2 separate regions of the Homo sapiens genome follow, and region 1 is linked to region 2. The links are chromatin loops, found by intact Hi-C in ENCODE. Cell type or tissue: dorsolateral prefrontal cortex. All regions are shown on one strand. Each heading gives the region's core, and the rest is flanking DNA. Links, peaks and the distances in the headings are about the cores only.

Evidence for each region. Hi-C counts contacts between places; a loop is a spot of excess contacts. Peaks named below come from ENCODE experiments on the same cell type or tissue, not always from the same donor. Only the 100,000 strongest peaks of a DNase experiment are listed, where the experiment ranks them.
Region 1: it touches region 2 in a loop (2.3-fold over the local background); 27 of 110 quality-filtered maps call a loop at or near these places.

The regions. Positions count from the first base shown.
Region 1 is chr15:90,615,537-90,621,697 of GRCh38, forward strand. It overlaps CRTC3 (CREB regulated transcription coactivator 3), which reads left to right. Exons shown (of 15, transcript NM_022769.5): 8 at 2,347-2,432; 9 at 4,205-4,254. It overlaps CRTC3-AS1 (CRTC3 antisense RNA 1), which reads right to left. Exons shown (of 4, transcript NR_120372.1): 4 at 4,473-4,617. Among named protein-coding and RNA genes, the nearest start is that of LINC01585, 42 kb to the right of the region's middle. RefSeq lists an enhancer at 5,270-5,319. In dorsolateral prefrontal cortex, for the core only: no CTCF peak of the experiment used is centred there; a DNase peak (open chromatin) is centred at 2,337; H3K27ac peaks cover 2,500 bases.
Region 2 is chr15:90,331,406-90,337,989 of GRCh38, forward strand. No RefSeq gene overlaps it. Among named protein-coding and RNA genes, the nearest start is that of ZNF774, 18 kb to the right of the region's middle. In dorsolateral prefrontal cortex, for the core only: no CTCF peak of the experiment used is centred there; no DNase peak of the experiment used is centred there.

The sequences.
Region 1 (6,161 bases), core at 1,124-3,623, 280 kb after region 2:
ATCACAAAAAGGTAAAACATCAATAAACATCTAATCCACTAGAACAGAAATTAATAAATGGCTTCAAGGTTGACTGCATTCCTTCAGTGCTTCGAAGAATTCCCAACAAATCTTGGATATGAAAAGGGACTAAAAACAATGAACTCTAAGAAAACAGTCCCCATTAAGGCACTGGAGTCTGCCCCAACCATGTTCTTATAACCAACCTCTTGTGAGAAGTAGCCTTGAGCTGTGTGTGATGACACCTTACTCAGTCCTTCAAACTTTTCCCAGCATTTGACAGTACCTTTCAGGGCAATTTTTATTTATTTTTATTTATTTTTATTTTTATTTTTTTTTTGGAGACGGAGTCTCGCTCTGTCGCCAGGCTGGAGTGCAGTGGTGTGACCTCGGCTCACTGCAAACCTCCGCCTCCTGGGTTCAAGCGATTCTCCTGCCTCAGCCTCCCGAGTAGCTGGGACTACAGGCACCCACCACCACACCCAGCTAATTTTTTTTTTTGTATTTTTAGTAGAGATGGAATTTTGCCGCATTGTCCAGGCTGGTCTCAATGATTATCATTATATTAATGATTAAGTCAGGTAACATTTGAAGAAAAGAGAATCAACAAGGATGTTGACAAAATACGCTCTTCAAAAGAGAGTGATGTAAATATCAGGATTAAGAGAGACACCTGGGAACACTGACAAAGCATGGCCTGGTTTAGCAGAAATGACTGCTGCCCTGGTGGTACTGGACAGGTTGCCTGAAGAGCATTGTATCCTCCCCTTACCGTGCTGTCAAATAAGTTAGACCGCTACCCATACTTAATTCATTCTAGAAGTCCACAACTGCATTTATATCATCAGTTTTATTAAATACAAGATAAACTTATTTTAGAGTTTTTGTTTCAAAGTCTTTTCTCAAAATTTACTAGGAAAGTTTGGGCCCTGTGTCATGTGACTTCTTTCTGGGGTCCATTATTCTTGGGTACCCGGCCATCTTGTGTGGGGCTAAGACAGGATAGTCATGACAGTCACACTGGAGCTTCTGTGGCCACTGGAACTCAACAGCATTCCTGGTTCTGAGTAGTCACTGGTGTCCCTAACTTGGAATCCCCTTCCTGACATCAGATCACTTAACTCCTGAGGGCTGGCCCTTGTTTTCTGGTCTCTTTCTGAGAATAAAAAGTATTTACTTGTTCTGTGACCCAGCATTCTTGTTTTACCTGGCACGACTGAGAGAGTTAAAGCAGAAAGCCCTGGAATGGTCCCTTTATACAGGTTGTTTCATAGCATTAAAGAGCCAACAGCCGTCCCGGCAGCTGCCCAGCCTCAGATCCTCTTGGTTGTTGGTTCCTCTTTGTCCCCCATTTCCATCCCACAACCAAGGAGCTTCACTGCCACCATGTCTTCCAGCTAATACTCCTCTTCTCAATACTTTCCCCATTTCATCGTTGTTGCAGGTTCTCTCCTCATCCCTCTTCTTCCATTCTCTCCTTTGCCAAGCCTGCAGAGCCCCCCTGCCCTGGCCTCAATTGTCTACATTTTACTTCCTACCATCCCCTTGACTCAGCCTACACTCCAGTTGAAAAGAGTTGCTCCACTCTTACCTTCCCCTCTCTTGGAATTCCCTTCTCCTGTGTCTCTAAAGGGCTCCCCCCAGTGCCCAGCTCCAAAGCCCTCCTGGCCTCTTCCTCTTCTGCACTTCATCTCTCAGCAGCATCATACCCTCGGCTCTCTCGGGCTTCCACTCGTTTTTTCCTTCAGTGATCGTTATTTATGTGTTGCCCTTATCCACTGACTAGATTACACATTCGTGAAAGGTTGAATCCATGTCTTACTCATTTCTGCAACTCCCACAGTAGTGCCCAAAGTGGCTTCCCTAGTAGACAGTCCATAAATGAGTCATTTTTGTGTGTTAAATAAGTCAAACATTTTATTTGTTAAATCAGTTTTTACAAAGATAATTTGTTCAGCCAAAGGTAGGTAGGATGGATGCTTTCTCTTTTTGTTGTTGTCTTTGTTTTTTTGGGACAGGGTCTTGTTCTGTTGCCCAGCCTGGAGTGCAGTGGCACCGTCATGACTCAGTGCAGCCTCAGCCTCTCAGGCTCAAGGAGACCTCCCACCTCAGCCTCCCAAGTAGTTGGGACTACAGGTGTGAGCCGCCACACCCAGCTAATTTTTAAATTTTTTGTAGAGACGGGGGTCTCACTATGTTGCCCAGGCTTGTCTCAAACTCCTGGGCTCAAGCGATCCTCCTGCCTCAGCCCCATAAAGTGCTAGGATTATAGGCGTGAGCCACCGTGCCCGGCCTGGATTCCTGCCTTCTCATGCAATGACTGTGCTGCTTTTTTTTTCCCTTTAGTAGCATCTTTCCCTGGCCCATTGAAAGAAGAGAATCTGTTAAATGTTCCGAAGCCACTGCCAAAACAACTGTGGGAGACCAAGGAGGTGGGTGAACAGTACTCAGCTATGTTTGTTGTCACTGAATGTTTGTACTTAGAGGTCATTGAAAAATCCTGCAGAGGTGAAAGCAAGAGGAACTGGGGGAAAAGGAGAAGATTTGTCTGAGAACAGAGATAAGAATATACAAGGGAAGGACGTTTCAAGTAAAAATTATCGCGCTTGTGTCAATGAATTAGCACATTGATCTCTTGGCTTACTAATTTTCATATGAATTGACTTATTTAAAAAAAAAAAAAAAACCCTGCTAAGTCCTCCATATCTTATTTGTTTTGCTAAAAGCTCTGAAACCTGGTTGTAAGTCATAGGCAGATTTTTCTGTTTTTTTAGCCAGCACTTTATACCAGTCTCCAGCTTCTGTCCAGAATTACTGGTATACCAGATAGCTCTTTTTAACTCAAGGGCATTTGACCTGAGTCCTCCAAGAGTCAGTAGACAAGTCATCTGTTTTACTATGATTTCCATGCGCCTTTGAGAATTTGTATCTAAAATTGTGCTAGCTGACCTCCACCTCGGCTCTCTAAACCTCACCCACTGTGGAAGAAAGGGGAGGTCCCACGGTACTTGCCTTGGCCTTTCTTCCCAGAGGGAAGCTGTGTTGACTTTGAAAGAAAACAGTTAATCTGTTCCAGCCCTTAAGGATGCTCTATTGCAATTGTTTGTATTGCCTGTGTACTTAACTATCCCCACCTGTTTAGGATCCCTTTGGCCCAGTTCCATTTTCTTCTGCCAAGTCTACCAGAGTCACCATTAGCATTAGTTGTCTTAAAAGGCTTTTTGTAAAAGCAAGATGTATTTGATGTTTAATCATTTGGGAAGTAAAAAAGAGATATGATTTAAAATTTACATATTTAAACACAGGAGAAGCAACCACACTGTCTTTTGGCTGTGAGAGGCACATGTGGTTGTGGAGGCTTTTATCAGAGGATAACTATGTCTTCTCCACCAAAGAGGGCAGTGGTGTGCCCTCCTCCCTGAGTACCAGGGACTGGTCTCTGGAAAGAGATGTTCATCTCCCTTGGTTCTTGTGGATTTGTAATACTCATTCCTGTCCGTCTGGAGCTTATATTCTAGTTGAAATAGCTTAGTTTCTTCTGACATTCATTTCTTTTTTCACCCTGCTTTTTTCTTTTATTTATTTCATTTCCTCTCAAGCCAATTGGAAAAGAAATGTTTATTTAAAAGCTCTATGTCGTCCAGACCCAGTGGCTCATGCCTGTAATCCCAGCACTTTGGGAGGCCGAGGCGGGTGGATCACCTGAGGTCGGGAGTTTGAGACCAGCCTGGCCAACATGGTGAAACCCCGTCTCTACTAAAAATACAAAAATTAGCCGAGTGTGGTGGTGCATGCCTGTGATCCCAGCTACTCGGGAGGCTGAGGCAGGAGAATCGCTTGAACCCAGGAAGCGGAGGTTGCTGTGAGCTGAGATGTGCCACTGCCACTCCAGCCTGGATGACAAGAGTGAAACTCCGTAAAAAGCTCTATGTGTAAAACATTGGTCTTTTAATGTTAATCCAGAAGGTAAATTGATAAGGCATCAAATTAGGAAAATGTATTAATATTATGCCTCCCTTAGGCCTGGAAGTTTGAGTTTAAAAAAGTCATGCCAAAACCTAAAAGGCTGCTGTGTGAGGACTCTGTCGACACGCAAGCTCTCACTTGCGCCCACTAGAGCCTCAAGGTCCTTACGAAGACACTTTTCAAAAACTTGAATTTGGCTTTACAGCGAGTAAGCCCAGCTTTCATTGTCTCTTCTCAGATTCAGTCCCTGTCAGGACGCCCTCGATCCTGTGATGTTGGAGGTGGCAAGTAAGTAATATTCTTTCTGTTCGTGTTTCAGGGACTATCCTGAAGGTTTTTCCCAAAAGTCTCGCTGCTTTGTTACAGAACTCTCAGAAACGTAACTTGCTATGCATAAATTGAAAGTCAACTGCATTTTCATAAAAACAGCCACTCTCTTTTGATACTCATATTTCATCTGTTTAAACTAATTAAATTACATGACTATAATAACAAACAAAACTTACATAAGTATGTTTGAGAATCACACAACTGACTCTTGGTAAATACACAACTCTCCGGGTAGAAGCAGTGTCAGAAGCAGAAACGTGCAGGAATCGAGAGGAGCCTACCAGCCCCGAGCTGTGGCAGGCTGTGGGCATCGGTGACATCCTGGCCAGGGGAAAAGGGAAGCATCAGTTCACCTGGCAGCTTAATGGCACAGAAGTTAATTAAGAGAGTTTCTGTGAATGTACTTAATGTCACTGAACTGTACACACAGAAATGGTTAAAATGGTAAATTTTATGGTATATTTATTTTACAACAATTTAAAAACATAAATGGAAGATAAATATATTTTCCATTTGCAATACAAAAAAGTTTCTATGAAACCATTAATTTGTTAGTGGATTTAATAGTATGCAACTTCACTCCCTAAAAGGTTTGAGACAACTTACAAAAATATAGTACAAGCAAATGAAAAAGGAAGTTCATGAGGAAGTTGAGTCTAAGAGAGAACGAGGAGATGAGAGAGATAATGAGGCCCTTGCCTTAACAGAAACTGCCTTGGGAGGGCCGGCTGGTGTGCTGCGTGGGACGGTACAGACAGCTGCTGGGGAGGTTCACAGAGAGGACCCCTTGGAACTCGATGGGCTGTGTCCTGAGAGAGCCCCAAGGAGGCTTCCTGGGGCTGTTTATCATAGTGTCCGTGAGAGCAGTCCCACCACTTGGAACTGAAGCCAATTCAGAAACAGCAAGGCTGCAGGGCCAAAATAATGTGGTTTGGAAATGGGATTCTTGCATGATCTGACTTAGTACATACAATCACCAGTGGGTCAGTGGGTGAACTAAATCCACTTCAAGCAGTCATTGAATGTGATTTCCCCCAACAGAGCTTCCTGTGAGTATCTCACAGCAGCGCAGTCAAGGCACTCTCTACTGAGTACCTGGAGCTCAGACATTCTTTCTGGCAGGTTAAACGTAAACTCAGGTGATTTGCTGAGCTGCGCCACGGGTTGATGTTTGCTTCAGAAAGTGGGCAAGCCTGCCAGGACGCATGCCCAACAAAAGACAGGCCGCCGAGAGGTGCAGGACATTCCCATGGAAGGGGCAAGCTTTTCCTCAAGGGAGTCTCCCTCAACCTAGTCTGGTTCAGGGGCTTCCTGGTAAAATGGAAATTTGGAAACAAAAACAAAAACAAAAACAAACATTTTCCTCAAGAATCAATTTTGGCTTAACCATCAGATAACCTTCAGGCTCTGAAAGCCTAACATTATAGAATTGGGCTGCAGTACTTTAGCCCTCAAGAGGTTTTTGTTGTTGTTGTTTAGTTAGTTTGTTTGTATTTATTTATTTATTTGAGATGGAGTATCGCTCTGTCGCTCAGGCTGGAGTGCAGTGGCATGCTCTTGGCTCACAGCAACCTCTGCCTCCCAGGTTCAAGCGATTCTCCTACCTCAGCCTCCCAAGTAGCTGGAATTACAGACGTGCACCACCATACCTGGCTAATTTTTTTATTTATAGAAAAGATAGGGTTTCACCATATTGGCCAGGCTGGTCTTGAACTCCTGACCTCAGGTGATCCACCCACTTTGGCCTCCCAAAGTGCTAGGATTACAGGCATGAGCCACCATGCCCAGCCTGTTTTGTTTTTAAAGATAGATAGGGCCTTGCTATGTTGGCCAGGTTGGTCTTGAACTCCTAGTCTCAAGTGATC
Region 2 (6,584 bases), core at 2,415-4,914:
AAACACTTATAAAAGCCAGGCAGGCAACATAAAATGGTAAGGTGGGCCAGTGTAAGACACCTGGGAATGGTGGGGGCTGGAGAGGAGGGGATCTCACTCTTCTACCAAGGGCAACCCACCACTCAGTGTCAGTCAATCCTTCCCAGGCAGCAGGGCAAGCCCAGTAATGCCTTATTTTCCAGATTTTCAAGACTCCCATGAAATATCCCAATTTTAAAAGCTGGCTACTAATTCAGAATATAAGAAGAAAATACTGCCGGGCATGGTGGCTCACACCTGTAATCCCAGCACTTTGGGAGGCTGAGGTGGGCGGATCACCTGAGGTCGGGAGTTTGAGACCAGCCTGACCAACATGGAGAAACCCTGTCTCTACTAAAAATACAAAATTAGTTGGGTGTGGTGGCGCATGCCTATAATCACAGCTACTCGGGAGGCTGAGGCAGGAGAATCACTTGAACCCAGGAAGCAGAGGTTGCAGTGAGCCCAGATCACGCCATTGCACTCCAGCCTGGGCAACAAGAGCAAAACTCCATCGAAAGAAAGAAAAGAAAGAAAAGAGAAAGAAAAGAAAGAAAGGAAAGAAAGAAGAAAGAAAGAAGGAAAGAAAATACCATGTGAGTCAAAAAAAAAACCATTATGGAGCCAGGCTTGGTGGCTGCCATAGCTGGGACTATATATGATGGTGGTTGAGGCGAGGGCTTAGGAGTTGCAGGCTGCAGTGAGCTATGATTGCACCACTGCACTCCAGCCTGGGTGACAGAGTGAATCCTCATCTCTAAAAATAAAATAAGAATAAATAAAAATCCAAAACCCATTATGGGCTACATTTGGACTACATACTGGCAGACTGGGGCCTGCAGTGTGTGGTAGAATTTATGAGAAAAATACACATATGAATAGAAAGGTACAAAAAATGATCTGCACCCCATGAAACCAGTAATAATGTGTACGTTGGGGTAGATGAGAAAGAACGAGGTTGCTGAAGGTATGGAATAGGTCTTTATCTTTTCTGTATTGTTTGTGACCTTGAACATGAAAATGTAGTTACCTATTACCTATGTACTTTCTTTCTTTAACTTTTTTTTTTTTTTTTTGAGATGGAGTCTCGCTCTGTTGCCCAGGCTGGAGTACAGTGGCGCAATCTCGACTCACTACGACCTCTGCCTCCCGGGTTCAAGTGATTCTCCTGCCTCTGCCTCCTAAGTAGCTGGGATTACAGGAGCATGCCATGATGCCCAGCTAATTTTTTTTATTTTTATTTTTAGTTGAGCCGGGTTTTCACTGTGTTGGCCACACTAGTCTTGAACTCCTGACCTCAGGTGATCCACCTGCCTCAGACTCCCAAAGTACTGGGATTACAGGCATGAGCCACCGCGCCCGGCCTACCTATGTACTTTAAAAAGAAGAAAAGTGCCCCCTGAATTAGAATACCAAACATTATTAGTCCTGTGGCCCTCTAGGTTGGGCAATATTAGAATTCTCTGCTTTGGATTGCAAGCCTTCAAAACGCAAAGTTTATATTTCAAAATTGCTTTTTAAAAAAATTCATAGTAATGTTTTCCTTATTTGGGGAATGCTGATTTTCAAAGAATGGAAACTCACTCAGAATAGCACCAGAACAAAAGAGGGATTTGGTGGGAAGGTATAGGGTGGTTTTGTAGCATCCAGGGCATGAATTGAAACCAGGCGCACAAGGAACAAGAACCCCAAGGCTGGAAGCCACGTGGCCTCAGAGCCAGTCTTCTTGTCTTCTCCTGTCAGCTTTCTACTGTTTGTTTCTGCAGTTTATTCTTCTGCTTGGTATGCCCACTTCCTAGTTCATTACACATGGCCCTATGGCACCCTCAATCACAGGGTTGCCATGACCTCAAAAGTCCTGCACACTTGGGTAGGAGTCTCCGAAATCCCACGTCCATATTCCTGGGAAAGAGAATCTGACTGTGGCCACTGAGTTTATGACCTAGATCAAATGTCCTCTCCCCATCCAACCATTGGACAAGAGGAAAGTGGGATCCTATGGTTGGCGCAAACCGGCCCCAGGGACCCTCTCCAGCAGGAAAGGGCATTTCTGAGAGATGGAGGATTTAGCCTGGGGAGGGGCCTCAAAAGGAATCCACAGATGCAGCTATTATACAAGTTCCATGTTTACAGGCACCTGTGAATGCTGAATCGGATAGAACACATTTGTTCATAAGGGAGGTAGCAGAGCAAAGTGGCCGAGATATGGGACTTCAGTAGGATAACTAACCATCCCAGTTTGCCTAGGACTGAAAGAGGTTGTAAAATTGAAAGGATACAGCCTTTCATGTAAAATTGAAAGGACCCAGCCTTTCAATTTTAAAATTGGGACAGTTTTTAAAGATTTCCCAGCATGTGAGACTTTCATTGCAAAAACCAGGAAAGTCTCATGCAAACCACGATGAGTTGGTCCCCTTAGATTTTGGAGCTGGATCTAGTTATGAATCCTGGCTCAGCTGCTGCAGCTGTGTGACCCTGAGCAAGTCACTTTACCTCTTATACCTCAGTTTTCTCCTTGCAAAATGAGAATAATAATAGTTCCCACATCACAGAGTAAGATAAGCACCCGTGAGCACTCAGTAGAAATTAGGCAATTAGGTAATGTCGACGAAAACAGTCAAACTCTATAACATATTTGAAGAAACTTATTCTGAGCCAAATATAAGTGACCATGGCCCATGACACAGCCCTCGGGAGGTCCTGAGAACATGTACCCAAGGTGGTCAAGGTGCAGCTTGGTTTTATACATTTTAGGGAGACGTGAGACTTCAATCAAATACATTTAAGAAATACATTGGTTCGGTTCAGAAAGGTGGGACAACTGGAAGCGGGGCATGGGTTCCAGGTTATAGGTGGGTTTAAAAATTATCTGCTTGACAATTGGTTGAGTTTATCTAAAGATCTTGGATCAATAGAAAAAAAAGGCCTGGATTTCTTTTCTGGAGACTGGAAAGGATTGCAGAGACCAAAGTTCTTATTTGTAGAGGAAGCCTTCAGAGAGAATACGTTGTAAAATGTTTCTTATCAGACTTCATGTCTGTGTTGATGTCAGTGCCAGCAAGGTATAATGAGGCATGTCTGAACACCACTTCCCTTCATGGCTGAACCAGTTTCTCAGGTTAAATTTTTTTTTTTTTTTTTTTTTTTTTTTTAGATGAAGTCTTGCTTTGTCACCTGGGCTGCAGTGCAATGGTGCAATCTCAGCTCACTGCAGCCTCCACCTCCCAGGTTCAAGCGACTATCCTGCCTTAGTCTCCTGAGTAGCTGGGACTACAGGCACCCACCAGAACGCCTGGCTAATTTTTTGTATTTTTAGTAGACACGGGGTTTCACCATGTTGGCCAGGCTGATCTCGAACTTCTGGCCTCAGGTGATCCACCTGCCTTGGGCTCCCAAAGTGCTGGGATTCAGGCAGGAGCCACCGCACCCGGCGTCAGGTTAAATTTTAAAAGAGCCCTACCCAAGAATGTACATGGTTGGTGGGGGCCTTAGAATTTTATTTTTGGTTTACAGTAATAATATATATGGTTAAAAAATTGTCTACAATCAATAATAATTTAATTGTACATTTAAAAATAACTAAAAGAGGGCTGGGTGCAGTGGCTCACGCCTGTAATCCCAGCACTTTGGGAGGCCAAGGCAGGAGTATCACTTGAGCCCAGGAGTATGAGACCAGCCTGGGCAACATAGTGAGAGCCTGTCTCAGTTTTAGAAAATAATAATAAATAACTAAAAGAGTATATAATTGGATTGTCTGTAACACAACGGCTTTTGAGGGGATGAATACCCCATCTTCCATGATGTGATTATTACGCATTGCATGCCTGTATCAAAACATCTCAGGTACCCCATAAATATATAAACCTACTATGAACCCACAAAAATTAAAAATAGAAGTAAAATTTCAGGCCAGGCATGGTGGCTCACACCTGTAATCCTAGCACTTTGGGAGGCCGAGGCGGGCAGATCACCTGAGGTCAGGAGTTCGAGACCAGCCTGGCCAACATGGCGAAACCCTGGCTCTACTAAAAATACTAAAATTAGCTGGGTATGGTGGCGCACACCTGTAATCCCAGCTAACTCAGGAGGCTGAGGAAGGAGAATTGCTTGAACCCGGGAGGTGGAGGTTGCAGTGAGCCGAGATTGTGCCACTGCACTCCAGCCTGCGTGTCAGGAATGAGACTTTATCTCAAAAAATAAAATACAATAAAATAAAATTTCAAAATTGGAAGCAAAACAAACAGTGAAAAGTAAGACTCACTCCCACCTCTGTCGCTCAGGCCACAGGTCCCCAGTTCCCTTCTCCAGAGTAACTACTTAGCAGTTTCTTACGTATCATTCCAGATAGTCTGTGAATTATAGAAAGGTATATACAGATCTTTTTTTTTCTTTTTCTTTTTTTTTTTTTTTGAGATGGAGTTTTGGTCTCATTGCCCAGGCTAGAGTGCAATGGCACAATCTTGGCTCACTGCAACCTCCACCTCCCAGGTTCAAGTGATTCTCCTGCCTTGGCCTCCTGAATAGCTGGGATTACAGGCACCCAACACCACACCCAGCTAATTTTTTGTAATTTTAGTAGAAACTGGGTTTCATCACGTTGGCCAGGCTGGTCTCGAACTCCTGACCTCAGGCGATCTACCCACCTTGGCCTCCCAAAGTGCTGGGATTACAGGCGTGAGCCACCGCACCCAGCCAACCTCATTATTTTTAATGGCTACATACTGTTTCATGGCCTTGGAATCATAATTCATTTAGACTGTCTCCTACTGATTGACATTTGGGTTGTTTCTATTTATTATTATTATTATTATTATTTTTAGAGATGGGGGCCTCACTATGTTACTCAAGCTGGAGTGCAGTGGCTATTCACAGGTGACATCATAGTGTACCATAGCCTTGAACTCCTGGGCTCAAGGGACTCTTCCATCACAGCCTTCTGAATAGCTGGGGCTACAGATGTGTGCCACCATGCCTGGCTGTTCCACTCTTTTGTTACTACAAACATTATGACAAACAATGTAATATTATCTTGTATACACAACTTTGTGTACATTCAGAAGTATCTCTAGGATAAATTCTTAGAAGTGGAAATGCTAGGTCAAAGGAGCTATTATCACCATTCATTGTAATTATTATAATTAATCTCTAAGAAGTCAGATGTTGGATCTACTTCCTTCTAAAGGCAAATAGTAGCTGTTATATCTGAGCATAAAGAGATCTTCTATATCAACTGCCTTTTGTGAGTAAAAAATTATTAAGTCCTGATACTGACATCTTGGAAAATTCCAGAATGCTGCTTCTACCTCTCCTCTCTTTTCATACCCCTTCTCTTTTCCCTATTTACATTGGCACATGACCACATTCCCACAAAATGTGTCAGTTGAGTTGGTGTCTTAGCCTGGGTTCCTTAGAAAAGAGAGCCTGAGGCAAAGCTTTATGAGAGTATAGAATCCCAGGGAGGCATGAGTGAAGGGAAAAGGGGAACAAGTCAAACAACGAGGACGAGTCAACATAAGAGCATGCATGATGGTCCTGACCACAACTTAGGCAAGCACAATTGCTTCCTCACTCTTAGAAGAAGCAACTGAGCTCGCATAGGGGAAGCGAGTCTCTGAGAAGCCAGAGTAAGCCACTGCATCTCTCCACACTCTGTGCAGTCACAGGAAGAGGCCCAGGTGGGGAGGGGGTAAGGAAGGGAATACGTTTATCTATAGGCTGCCATCTCCTATTGGTCGAAGTTTGCCCCTCAGGGTGTCAACTCCTTTTAGCTTATGAGTTGAGCCGCCCAACTCCTCCAGCAGCCATGGAGAAAGCCAGAACCCAAGACAGAAGTGTCAGCCTCTATGGCCAAGCATCAACCTGGAGGGTAAGCCACTGTGCATCCATGGGATTTGAGATGGTCCACAGGGTCTCTCATATCAATAGCAACAGGAAACCCACATGGCAGGAGGATAGGAGCAGAGATGCTGGTGCAAGGCCAGGTGCTGTGGTGTCATGCCCTTACGTGACATGAGGAACCTGGAGTAGCTACCACAGAGCAAGTCATTGTTAGAGTTCTGGCCAGAAAGCAAGGCAAGTGCAGGATTTGTAACGGCATGTAAAATGAATCTGGTACAGGGCCAGGTTTGATGGCTCATGCCCATAATCCCAGCACTTTGAGAAGCCGAGGCAGGAGGATCACTTGAGCCCAGGAGTTCGAGACCAGTCTGGGCAACATAGAGAGACCCCTGTCTTTATAAAAAAAAATTTTAAAAATTAGCTGGGTGTGGTGGTGCATATCTGTAGCCCCAGCCACTCTAGGGGCTGAGGTGGGAGGATCATTTGAGCCCCAAACATTGAGGCTGCAGTGAGCCATAATCATGCCTTTGCACTTCAGCCTGGATGACAGGGCAAGACCCTGTCTCAAAATAAATAAATAAATAAATAAAACAGAAAACAACAAAAAAAAACCAGTCTAGTACAGGTGGGAACACTGGCACTTTGCACACTGCACTCATTCTGAGATGTACATTTTATTACCTTTTTTTTGAGTTGGCGTCTCGCTCTGTCACTGAGCCTGGAGTACA